Linked DNA regions of Mus musculus: region 1 is linked to region 2. A link is a contact called in ENCODE POLR2A ChIA-PET data. All regions are on one chromosome and are shown on one strand. The core of a region is the stretch at or near the end of the contact, and the rest is flanking DNA. Distances in the headings are between cores, read along the strand shown. Region 1 holds the start of Cnpy4 (canopy FGF signaling regulator 4). Region 2 holds the start of Zkscan1 (zinc finger with KRAB and SCAN domains 1).

What was found. ChIA-PET counts read pairs that join two places held with the same protein, here RNA polymerase II (POLR2A).
Region 1: POLR2A ChIA-PET joins it to region 2 with 10 read pairs in Patski. The contact joins the promoter of Cnpy4 here to the promoter of Zkscan1 in region 2. POLR2A ChIA-PET finds 5 or more read pairs at or near these places in 4 of 5 experiments (Patski and embryonic stem cell).

What each region holds. Positions count from the first base shown.
Region 1 is chr5:138,184,626-138,189,954 of GRCm38, forward strand. It overlaps Cnpy4 (canopy FGF signaling regulator 4), which reads left to right and starts at 2,910. Exons shown (of 6, transcript NM_178612.4): 1 at 2,910-3,095. The coding sequence starts at 2,960. It overlaps Taf6 (TATA-box binding protein associated factor 6), which reads right to left and starts at 2,601. Exons shown (of 15, transcript NM_009315.4): 1 at 2,545-2,601.
Region 2 is chr5:138,081,589-138,086,810 of GRCm38, forward strand. It overlaps Zkscan1 (zinc finger with KRAB and SCAN domains 1), which reads left to right and starts at 3,496. Exons shown (of 6, transcript NM_133906.4): 1 at 3,496-3,643.

The DNA of each region.
Region 1 (5,329 bases), core at 1,660-4,159, 100 kb after region 2:
GCTCACCCTCAAAGCAAAGCTACCAAACAACAGCTTGGCCTGTCCTTTCTCCTTTTAGACACAGGGGCTCACTATGCAGCCGTGACACTTCTAATTCTAGCCTCCTGCTTCTGCCTTTCAAGTACTGGGATTACAGGCATGTATTAACATGCCCAGTGACAATTTTGTTTGTTTGCTCTTAGTTTTGTGTACAGGATTTCTGTAGCCACACCTTAAACTCTGTAATGAAAGCTAGCCTTGACTCTGGATTCTTTTGCTTCTACCTTCCTAGTTCTAGGATTACAGACATGTACCTCTACAGTTTTGTGGTCTGGGAAATACTCTAACAACTGAGCTACATCTCCAGACCAGTTTGTCCCCTGTCCTTCCACCCCAAGGCTGTGTAACCCCAGCTGACCTGGAACTTGCTCTGTAGACCAGGCTGGCCTCAAAGTCAGTGATCTGGCTGCCTCTGTCTCTTGGATGATAGGATTAAAGGCGTGTACCACCACTGCCTGGCTCAGGCTTTTTTTTTTTTTTTTTTTTTTAAATAGGGCCTCTGTAGCCTAGGCTAGTCTCTTACTCCATATGTGGCTGAGAATGGCCCTGAACTCCGGGTACTTTCCAAGTGCTGGGACTATAGGCGTGCATCACCACATCCGGCACAAGTCATTCTTATATGGACGCTTAAATCAAATCCACCAGGCTGGAAGATGTGGTTCAGTAGTAAGGTACTTAGCATGCACATGGGCCTGGGTTTGATTCCCAGCAGAACTTTAAAACTTACCAGGCAGCCCAACCCGACCCTTTTTGGCCCAGATGATTATCACCTATTCATCTGCTGAACTCAGTCGCTGGACAAGGTGTTCCTATTTCCATCTTGGCTTTTTTTGTGCGTTTGTTTCTTAAAACCAAAGTGGTCTGTCAAAATATAAACTAGGTAACTATTTCTTTCCTATAACGACTCCCCTTGCCTCCTGTCCAGGTGTAGGGGTTAACACTTCTAATTTCAGTGGACTGCCTTGGGTTTCATGTCAGGCTTCAGAGTGTACATGCTGTACACCCATATTCCCAGTACCCTGGAGGCTAAAGTGGGGACAGCAAGTTTGAGGCCATCCCGACTCTGCAATAAGTTCCTGTCTAAGATGGTTTCTTTCTTTTCTCTCATATCTCTGATCACCTGCCCCGCCCCCTCCCACTTTACCCTGACATCATTCTCCTTGCTGTCCTTTAAATCTGACAGACATGTACTTGGCTTTATAGCTTTTGTTGTGTTCTTCCTAAACGTGTTTGGCTGACTACCTGACCCCACCCACCTCTCTTTAGGGGCAGGTCTCCTATAGCCCCACTGGCTTCAAATTCACTAGGTAGACAACACTGGTCCTTTGGCCTCTACCTCCCAAGTACTGGGATTGCAAGCACATACCACCATGCCTGGCTTTACCTGTTTGCTATGTTTTCTTCTTCTTCTTAATAATAGTGATATAATATGTATATATATAAAATCACTCTAGATTAAATCTAAGACCTTCCACATGTTAAACAACCCTTCTACAATTGGGTCTCAGGCTCGTCTGGAATTCATCCCGTGGTCTTGATTTGGAGAGCCTCCTGCCTTTTACAGCTGTTTACCACCAAGCCTGGCTATTATTTCTTCTTGTTTATTATCCTTACCCCACCAGTAAACAAGAATATGTCTGTTATGTTCACTGACCTATCTGGTGCCTAGGGCATTGTTAAATATATGAATAAGTCTTTTTTTTTCTTTTTTTCTTTCCTTTTTTTGGTTTTTCGAGACAGGGTTTCTCTGTATAGCTCTGGCTGTCCTGGAACTAACTTTGTAGACCAGGCTGGTCTAGAACTCAGAAATCCGCCCGCCTCTGCCTCCCAAGTGCTGGGATTAAAGGCGTGAGCCACCACTGCCCAGCATGAATAAGGTGTAAGTGTTCACTAAATACTTGGTATAACAATTACCAAAATGAAAAAGACACAGACTCAAGCTTGGAGTTTACTCTGTGGTTAAAAGGAAAGGAGCTTGCCTGACACTGGACATGAAACCAACCTCAAGAGTGTTCAGAACTGAGTGCTAGGGACTGGTTCTTTTCATTCCAAGTCTTCTCAGACTTTTGTTAAATCTTGTCTACAGGAAATACAATTATTCAGCACATACTCTGTACCTGGTCGGGTCCCAGTCCTCTGTGGTGGTACCCTTGCCACTAAGGTTTCATAAAACACTCTAGCAGCCTCGGGAGTTTCTCAGATCAGTGGAAGCGACAGGAAGACTTCTTAGAGAAGGGATAACTTGAGCTATATCTTTACATCATTTTTCTCAGCTAGGGAAGTGATTCGAAGATTACCCGGGCAGCGCTACAGGAGGTTCACAAGCCACTACATCGCCCCACCATCCTTCCAGTGCAGTCACGCACAGGGTCCCCACGAGCACGGACACACAACCAACCGTCTTCTTCCCAGTCCTCACATGGGCCCTTTCAAAGGGTCTCCTCACGGATACACCTCAGACTTTCCCCCGCCAGCCAAGCACCGGGAGCAGTAAAAGCCTCTCACCGCTGCCAAAGCGCCGCTCACCCGGCGCTCGGCGCCATCTTGGCCCCGCCCCCTGACAGGAGTAGGTCCTGGCAGAAGCCAAAAAGTTATCACTGTTCTTCCCTATGTCAAAATAGACCATATCGTTTCACAGTCTGAAATTATATAAAAATTTCATTCTACGTGCATGTGTAAAGATCATATTACTCTATTCTAATTACTTCAATTTGTATCTTCATTACCCAGCTGTCAGGACCTTCAGAAGGCGCCACAAAACTGAGCCATCACGCTCCACCCACTTTCGGGCTGGCTCTGAGCATGCGCTGACCGTTCTATGATTTTTTTTTTTTTTTTTTTAAAGCTTGCTGCGGGCTTCGCCTAAATTTAAAGGGCCCGCTGCCTTCCAGAAGTTGGTCTGAAGGCAAAGGGTGGTTGTATGTGTGGACTGCGTTTTATCATGGGACCTGTGCGGCTGGAGATACTGCTTTTCATCCTGGCAGCGTACGGTGCTTGGGCTGAGGCGACAAAAGAGGAGGAAGATGACACAGAACGTTTGCCCAGCAAATGCGAAGGTACAGAAACGGAGTAGTTGCTATTTACATCTCCCTATCTACCTCCTGCCTCTCTAACTCTAGGCTGAATCAAATGGGCTAGGATAGATGGATCACTAGACTGTCTTGAAAGAGGTTCTGTTGGAGCTTGGTAACACTTGAATGGGAACAAGGGAGGGAAAGCAGGGTTAAGGTGGCACTACATTTCCCAGGTGGCATCCAGAAGGATCTAGGTTTTTCTTGCGGGCTTGGGCCCCAATGTATTGTGGGAATTGTAGTTCAAGAACCTGTAACGCTGGCTCTATGGAGCATCTTCCTCAGTCGTTTCTCTCCTTGTTAAAAATCTGGACAATCTGCATGGGTGGGGTGTAATACTCATTCCTTATAGGCATACTGAGTCCCGCCCTGGCAGAGACGCTCTTAAATTACAGGCCTGATGGCCCCCTTTAGGGGTTTTAAAGGTGAGTAAGTCCCCAGCTGAAGTTCATAAAGAGAAGATGAAGACACCACACCACTTAGAAGTTGCCCATCGGTGTGAGGCTTTGCAGATGGGGTGCACTGTAGGGATTTTACAACAAGCAGCATGGCCTCTGGCTACATTAGTAAATGCCCTCCCCCCAACCACCCCTCCCATCCCCAACAGGGAGGAAGCCAGGTCACTGAATAAATATCCTGTGGCTCCCTAACTCTAACTTTTTCTTTGGATTCATTATTGCTTCACTTTACACCCAACAACATGTTTTTATCATTGACACCCATGACTTGATTCTAATCTCTCACTTATTTTTGCATCTGTGTCCCCACTCTTCTGAGTCGGGGTGGGGGTGGAGACAGGGTTTCTCTTTATAGCTCTGGCTGTCCTGGAACTTGCCTGTAGACCAGACTGGTCTCTAACTCCGAAATCCACTTGCCTCTGCTGGGATTAAAGGCAGAAGTTAACTATATGAACCCCCTGTCTCTAGTTCTGACCTCAGAATGCTGGGATAGCGTGTGCCACATCACCTAACATTGCAGAGGTTCTTAGGATCTGAACTCAGGTCCTCAAGCTTAAAAGTGCTTTACTTACAGAACTGTTTTCCCAGACCCTAAGCCAACTTTGGAGTGAGGGGAGAGCTGTAAAAACACTTTTTTTTTTTTTTGAGACAGGTTTTCTCTGTGTAGCCCTGGCTGTCCTGGAACTCTGGAACTCACTCTGTAGACCAGGCTGGCCTCAAACTCAGAAATCCACCTGCCTCTGCCTCCCGAGTGCTGGGATTAAAGGTGTGCGCCACCACTGACTGGCGTATGTACACTCTTAGCTTTCATACTTTATTCCTCAAAGTGACTGCTTCAGACACACCCAGCGTCTCACAGTCAGTAAGTGGCCCCTGTCTTTTTCTTGGCTGTTTTCCTCCTCTCCGTTTTGTATTTGATAAACTCCTCCCCATTCTACTGGACCCAGTTTAAATGTCTCCTTTGGACTCCCCCCTTGCTTGTCATCCGCAGTGTTGTAAGTCCTGGGGGAAAAGGGACTACCCGTGCCCAGGGTCTTAATACAGTGGACGCACTTTTGCTAATTTTTATTGTTTTATTTTTTGAGACAGGGTTTCTCTGTGTAGCCCTGCCTGTCCTGGAACTCACTCTGTAGACCAGGCTGGCCTGGAACTCAGAAATCCACCTGCTTCTGCTTCCCGAGTGCTGGGATTAAAGGCGTGCGCCACCACCGCCCGGCACATTTTGGATTTCTTGATGATTGAGACTCTTTCATTTTTAAATTACATTTATGTTGTGTATTTGGTGGGTAGACATGTGTCATAGTGTATTACGGGGTTATGTATGTGTGTAGGTAAATGTGTCATGGAAGTCAGAGGACAGTTTGGAGGACTCTCTCCTTCCACCATGTGGACCTTCAGGCTCAGTAGAAGGTTCCTTTAGCTGCTGAGTAGTTTCACCAGCCCTAGAACCAAGGTGTTACTTTGATTTTTGGAGACAGGGTCTCTCTGTGTAGCCCTGGCTCTTCTAGAACTCACTCTGCAGACTGTGCTGTCCTCAAACTCAGAGATCAGCCTGCCTCTGCCTTCCAAGTGCTGGGATCGAAGGCGTGCGCCGCCGCCACCACCACCACCGCCCAGCATGAAAACAGGTTTTTGGATTGTAACCCTGAAGCATGCTACTGTATCGTCATTGTCGGTCCCGAACTACACTGGCTTTGTTTCATGGACAAATCATAATGGGTTTTATGCTCTCCGTGTCCCTAAGAAAGTAGCTCAATAAAT
Region 2 (5,222 bases), core at 2,246-4,745:
TCGGCAGGCTCCCATTCCATCCTCAGCTCTTCAGCGGCATCCAGCAGCACCTGGGTGTCTAAGAAACTTCCCCACCCCCGGGGATTACCCAAAACCCAACACCTGCCCTGACAGTGAGGGTAAGCGCGGTCAACTTCCGCCTCCCTTAGTAGCTGAGCCCTGTGGCAGAGCAGACACAGGACCCATTAACTCTACAACACTATATTTACTGGATGGCTGAGCTACCTTTCTTTTTATTTGTGAGTCTAACCTTTAAGCCATCGCTCCAGTCCTCAGCTACCGTTCTTACATAGCTCAGACCCACCAGCCCAGAGACAGCATCCACAGTGGGCTAGATCCTCCCACATCAATAAAAATAATGTTCCGCCAGCAGTGGTGGCGCACGCCTTTAATCCCAGCACTTGGGAGGCAGAGGCAGGCTGATTTCTGAGTTCGAGGCTAGCCTGGTCTACAGAGTGAGTCCCAGGACAGCCAAGGCTACACAGAGAAACCCTATCTCGACAAACAAAACAAAACAAAACAAAACAAGTTCCACAGACCAATGTGATAGACGCAATTCCACAGGTGAGACTCCCGCTTCCCAGGTGACTCGGGGCTGTGCTAAGTTGACTGCTGATTCTAGGACAACAGCTCTCTATTCTTTTCCTAAAATTCATTTTAATTTTCAGTTATATGTGTGCATGTATGTCTATGTGTGGTTTATGCACATGAGGACATGAGGTGCCCAAAGAGGTCAGAAGAGAGCTTTGGCTTCCATGGACCTGGAGTTACAGGTGTTTGTGACCAACCCAATGTGGATTCTAGGAACTGAACTCCAGTCCTCTGCAAGAGAACTTAACTCCGTAACTGCTGAGCCACAGTCTATTCAGCCCCACCTCCTTTTTAGGTTTCCCAAGCTGTCCTTGAACTCACTTTGAACTTAACAATCTTCCTGCCTCAGCAGTTTGAGACTAACCCCAGCAGATAAACTTTAGTAATCCCCCAGACCATTGGTCAAGACAGCCAAGTTGAGGCAGGAAGATCTCTGTGGGTTCGAGGCCAGCCTGGTCTACAGAGTTCCAGGACAGCCAGGGTTGCACAGAGAAACCTTTGTCTCGAAAACTAAACAAACAAAAACCTTAGCCTAAAAGCTGTATGTGAGCTAAACTTTTACCTTTAATCCCAGCACATTCGAGGCAGAGGCATGTGGATCTCTGTAAGTTCAAGGCCAGACCTGGTATACAGAATGAGTTCCAGGACAGCCAGGGCTGCACAGAAAAAAACAAAAGACCACACCTTAAATAGGGAAGACAGAACTGATGGACACCTGAGGTTGTTCTCTGACCTTTATATAGACACTATGCAATGAACACACCTGCACCCACACATATAGATACACATGCACACAGGGAAGGAGAGGGAGAAGGAGCAGGGGGAAGACAAATAGGAGGAGGAAGAAAAGAATTGTTATTATTATAATTATTATTATTATCATTAAGCTTACACATAAATGTCCGTTTCCTCCTCCTTCCATCTTTGTTCCATCTGGACCTTCAACACACTGGACAGCACCACAAGTGTTCTAGGGCAGGTCTTCTCAGCCAACAGCATGTTATACTGGCTCAATAAAAATCTTAAGCCTTTAATCCCAGTCCTTTGAAGGCAGAGACAGGAAGATCTCTGTGGGTTCGAGGCCAGCCTGGTCTACAAAGTTCCAGGACAGCCAGGGCTTCACAGAAAAACCTTTGTCTGGAAAACCAAACAAACAAAAACCTTAGCCTAAAAGCTGTATGTGAGCTAAACTTTTACTTAGAGGAGTTTGTTTGCTTATTAAAAAACAAAAAACAAAAAACCCCTTACTTCTTATCTGGGAAAAACAAACACTTGCCAGAAGCTGTCTGAAAGAAATTTTGTCACAGCAGACAAAGGTCATGTTGCAGATACCATTTATGTTTGCTAAGATAAACATCTTTTACCAGCCAAAATGTGTTGTTATTTGCAAATGCTTGTATATTTTATTGCTACCTGCCAAGTGTTTGTGTATTATTATCTACCTAGCTAGCTATTTGTTCCTGTAAACGTGCCTAACTAAATTCCCTTTAATGATTAAGGGGATCAGAGTCCACTCTAAGATTGTCACAAAGACATGGATGACAACCCCACTACCTGACCTACAAAAAGCTGTAAGAAACTGCCAAGGGGACTGAACCCTTCAAAGCACAAGCGTGCTTTGTAGTCCATGCATGAATAAAGGTTTCTCCTACTTCTCCAAGTGAATGGCTGGCTCCTTGTTTCCTTTAACAATACTGCAAATAGGGGAAGGTGGAATTGGAGGATGACTTGCCTAAGGCGGTTTTGGGTGTTTGGTTTTGGACCCCAGAAGAGGGGACTGAGATGAATATTTTACATATCAAAACAGACCTGGTCTTCAGGTTCTCCCAGCATCCCTCAGATCCTACCTGGTATACCCTGCCCCCAGCCTTGAACTTTCCATCCCAGGGCTTGGGCTGCCCTTCCCCAGAGACTCTTCCCTTTATAATCCAAACATTTTGCTCTCCTCCTTCTCCTTCTCTTCTTTCTCTGCATGTAAGCCCTTTCTCTTTCTGCCTCCCCTCCCATTGCAACTCTCCTGCCTCAATCCTTGGGGCCAGTGAACTCTACCAAGAGCAGCTTCCCAATAAACCTGCCTTTATTATAATATAATCTAGCCTGAATGGGCTCGTTTCACTGGCGGAGAAATAACCTATCACTGGGAGAAGGGGGGCTGATATTGGGATGTAAAGTGAATTAATTAATAATCAATTAATAAAAAAGGAACAATACTTCAATTGCTTTTTAATTTTGGAGTATTGTTTTATAAAGTTATCTCCCCCATGCTGTATGGTCTCTTCCTTGTGGACTTGCCTTTGATATAGAGCCTTCTATAAGGTGGAGCCTCATTTCTGTATTGCCCACAAGGCAAAGAGATAAAGGCAGTAATTGTTGAGCGTCTGTAATTCCTCTGAAAGATCCTTTTAAAGTGCTATAATAGCATATTCTACAGAACCAGTGTAAGTAGCTTGTTTACTGAAAGATAGTCTTTTATCCTCGGGCCACATATCTGGAAACACCATGCACTCAACTGGCAAACCTCACCAGGGCTGATCTGTGAAACCAGACACCCCTGGCTTGGCTTTGATCTAACTCCATCTACACCCTTGCTTCAGCTTCTCTGCCACAGGCATACAATTACTATTATTGATAACTGCCCAAGATGGAAAAGATGGGGAAGAAAGTAACAAATATAGAGCTGAAAAATACTACATCAGGAAAAAAAAAAAACCTGAACACCCTAAACAGGATCACTTTATCTCTATCTGTCACCTCTGGAATTGAAGACAGGCAATCAGGGCTGGGGGGGGGGGGGTGTTGGGTAGGGAGACTCGGAACAAGAAATTCAGAAACCGAGATGCAAAGTCCTCCCGTGTTCCTAGAGGAGACCCGGAAGCTCAACTCGATCCCGGAAGATGAGGTGCTGACCTACTTCCGGTCTTTGTGACTCATTGTGCCTGTGGCGAGGTATTGGGAGGGCCTATGTCGGTGTGCAGTGCCCTTCGGTCGGGTTGAACCCAGAGCAAGCTGTGCTTGGTCGCCCGGCGTCCCCAGGCCGCTCCGGAGACTCACGGTGAGTCTCATGGCGGACTCTCGGAGGACGGGCGGGCTGCGAGGGTGGACCGTGTGACCACCCGGGGGGACTTGGAAAGGAGCCCTGCGGGGTCCCGGCGGTGCTCGAATCTCTGGGGTCAGTGGGGAGCTCTTTCATGTCATCATCCTTGTATAACATTTCTGAGGACAAGATCACAAATGGACGTGATCCCCGTGTCTGGATTCTTCTCCCCCTCCCCCCCTCCTGTCGCCATTTGCTGTGGTTGCAGGGGAAAGTGTTTTGTGTGGTTTTCGTTTTATTGCTGTCGTTTACTTCTCCGGGCGTCTTGGGTCCTTGAGAATCTTGAGATAAACGACGCGGAAGACCTTGAGCTCTGTACAGGTTTGAGGTTCCGAAAACATTTCCGGATCACTTGCTTTTCTGTCTTTCCATCTCCCAACGCTGAGCGAAAGCGCTGGCGGCTTGACGGTGGTTAAAAGATCTAGTAGAAATTAACAGCCGGCTGTCAGCTTTATGCAATGCTTCAAGACCTCTTGCTGGTTTAAGCCTGTTTAACTGTGCTATCTGGGAGATTAGTGGAGTGTTAGTTCACCTTGCTTGATTGCAATGAGTGAGACGTGAAGGGTATCTGGGAGAAACCACACTGGGCCAGTAGGAGATTGATCAGCTTAATGACCTTAGATGAGATTAGACATTTGCCAACTGTCAGTTTTATTATCCATAAAATTAACTACCTTTGCTCAAAAAGGTTCTTCAAACTTGAAATGAGTGGAGTTGGTAAATGTAATTGTAATTTAAAAAAAAAAAAAGGCAGCTCATTTAGTTTGAAGTTCCCCCTTCCTTCCCCTCCCTACACACACACAGCACACACACACATTGATTATAGAGAGTGGCTGTTCCATGGCCTGGGACCAAAGAAAGCATTTATTGTACAGGGCAGTGCTAGGCGGATTGAAAGCAGTCAATAAATACTTGTTGGAATTATGAAGAATTCATTGTAACCACATCAAGTGAAGTTACTAGAAAAGCTGGCCAAATGTGGGAAAATACCTTTATTATAAGGAAACTGTAGTGAAGAATTATCCAGATGTTTTTTTTCTTTCAGGTTTGTGTCCTCTTTCAATTACCACACAAGATTCTTACTTGTTATTTTATTCAGGATCATCTTTGTTAACTTACAGAAATGCCTGCGGCTGAATGCTATTTTCTTTTGTTGATCCTCTACTTCATGTCTCCATGAAGGAAACAGGAAAAATTTCAAGTGCATTATACTATATTTAGATACAACCAGGCCAGTGTACTAAGTTTTAAATCTTAGCTTTTCATTCTGTGGTGGTGTTGATATTCTTTAGATAGATTAAAAAAAGGGGGGGGCGGGGAGGGGTCTCTCTAGTTCTGGCTGAAAATCTAGCCACTGCCTCTAGAGTGCTGGGACTACAGGCACACAATACTAGACCACTAGGTATCTTTTAAGACTAAGTTTTTCATATTATAAAGCATTTTATGTCTCTGTTGAAGAGGGGAGTAGAGGATCATTTATTTAAACTTGCAAGACTGTGCAATAGAAGGAAGACTGGATTTTGAGAAAACATCCTTT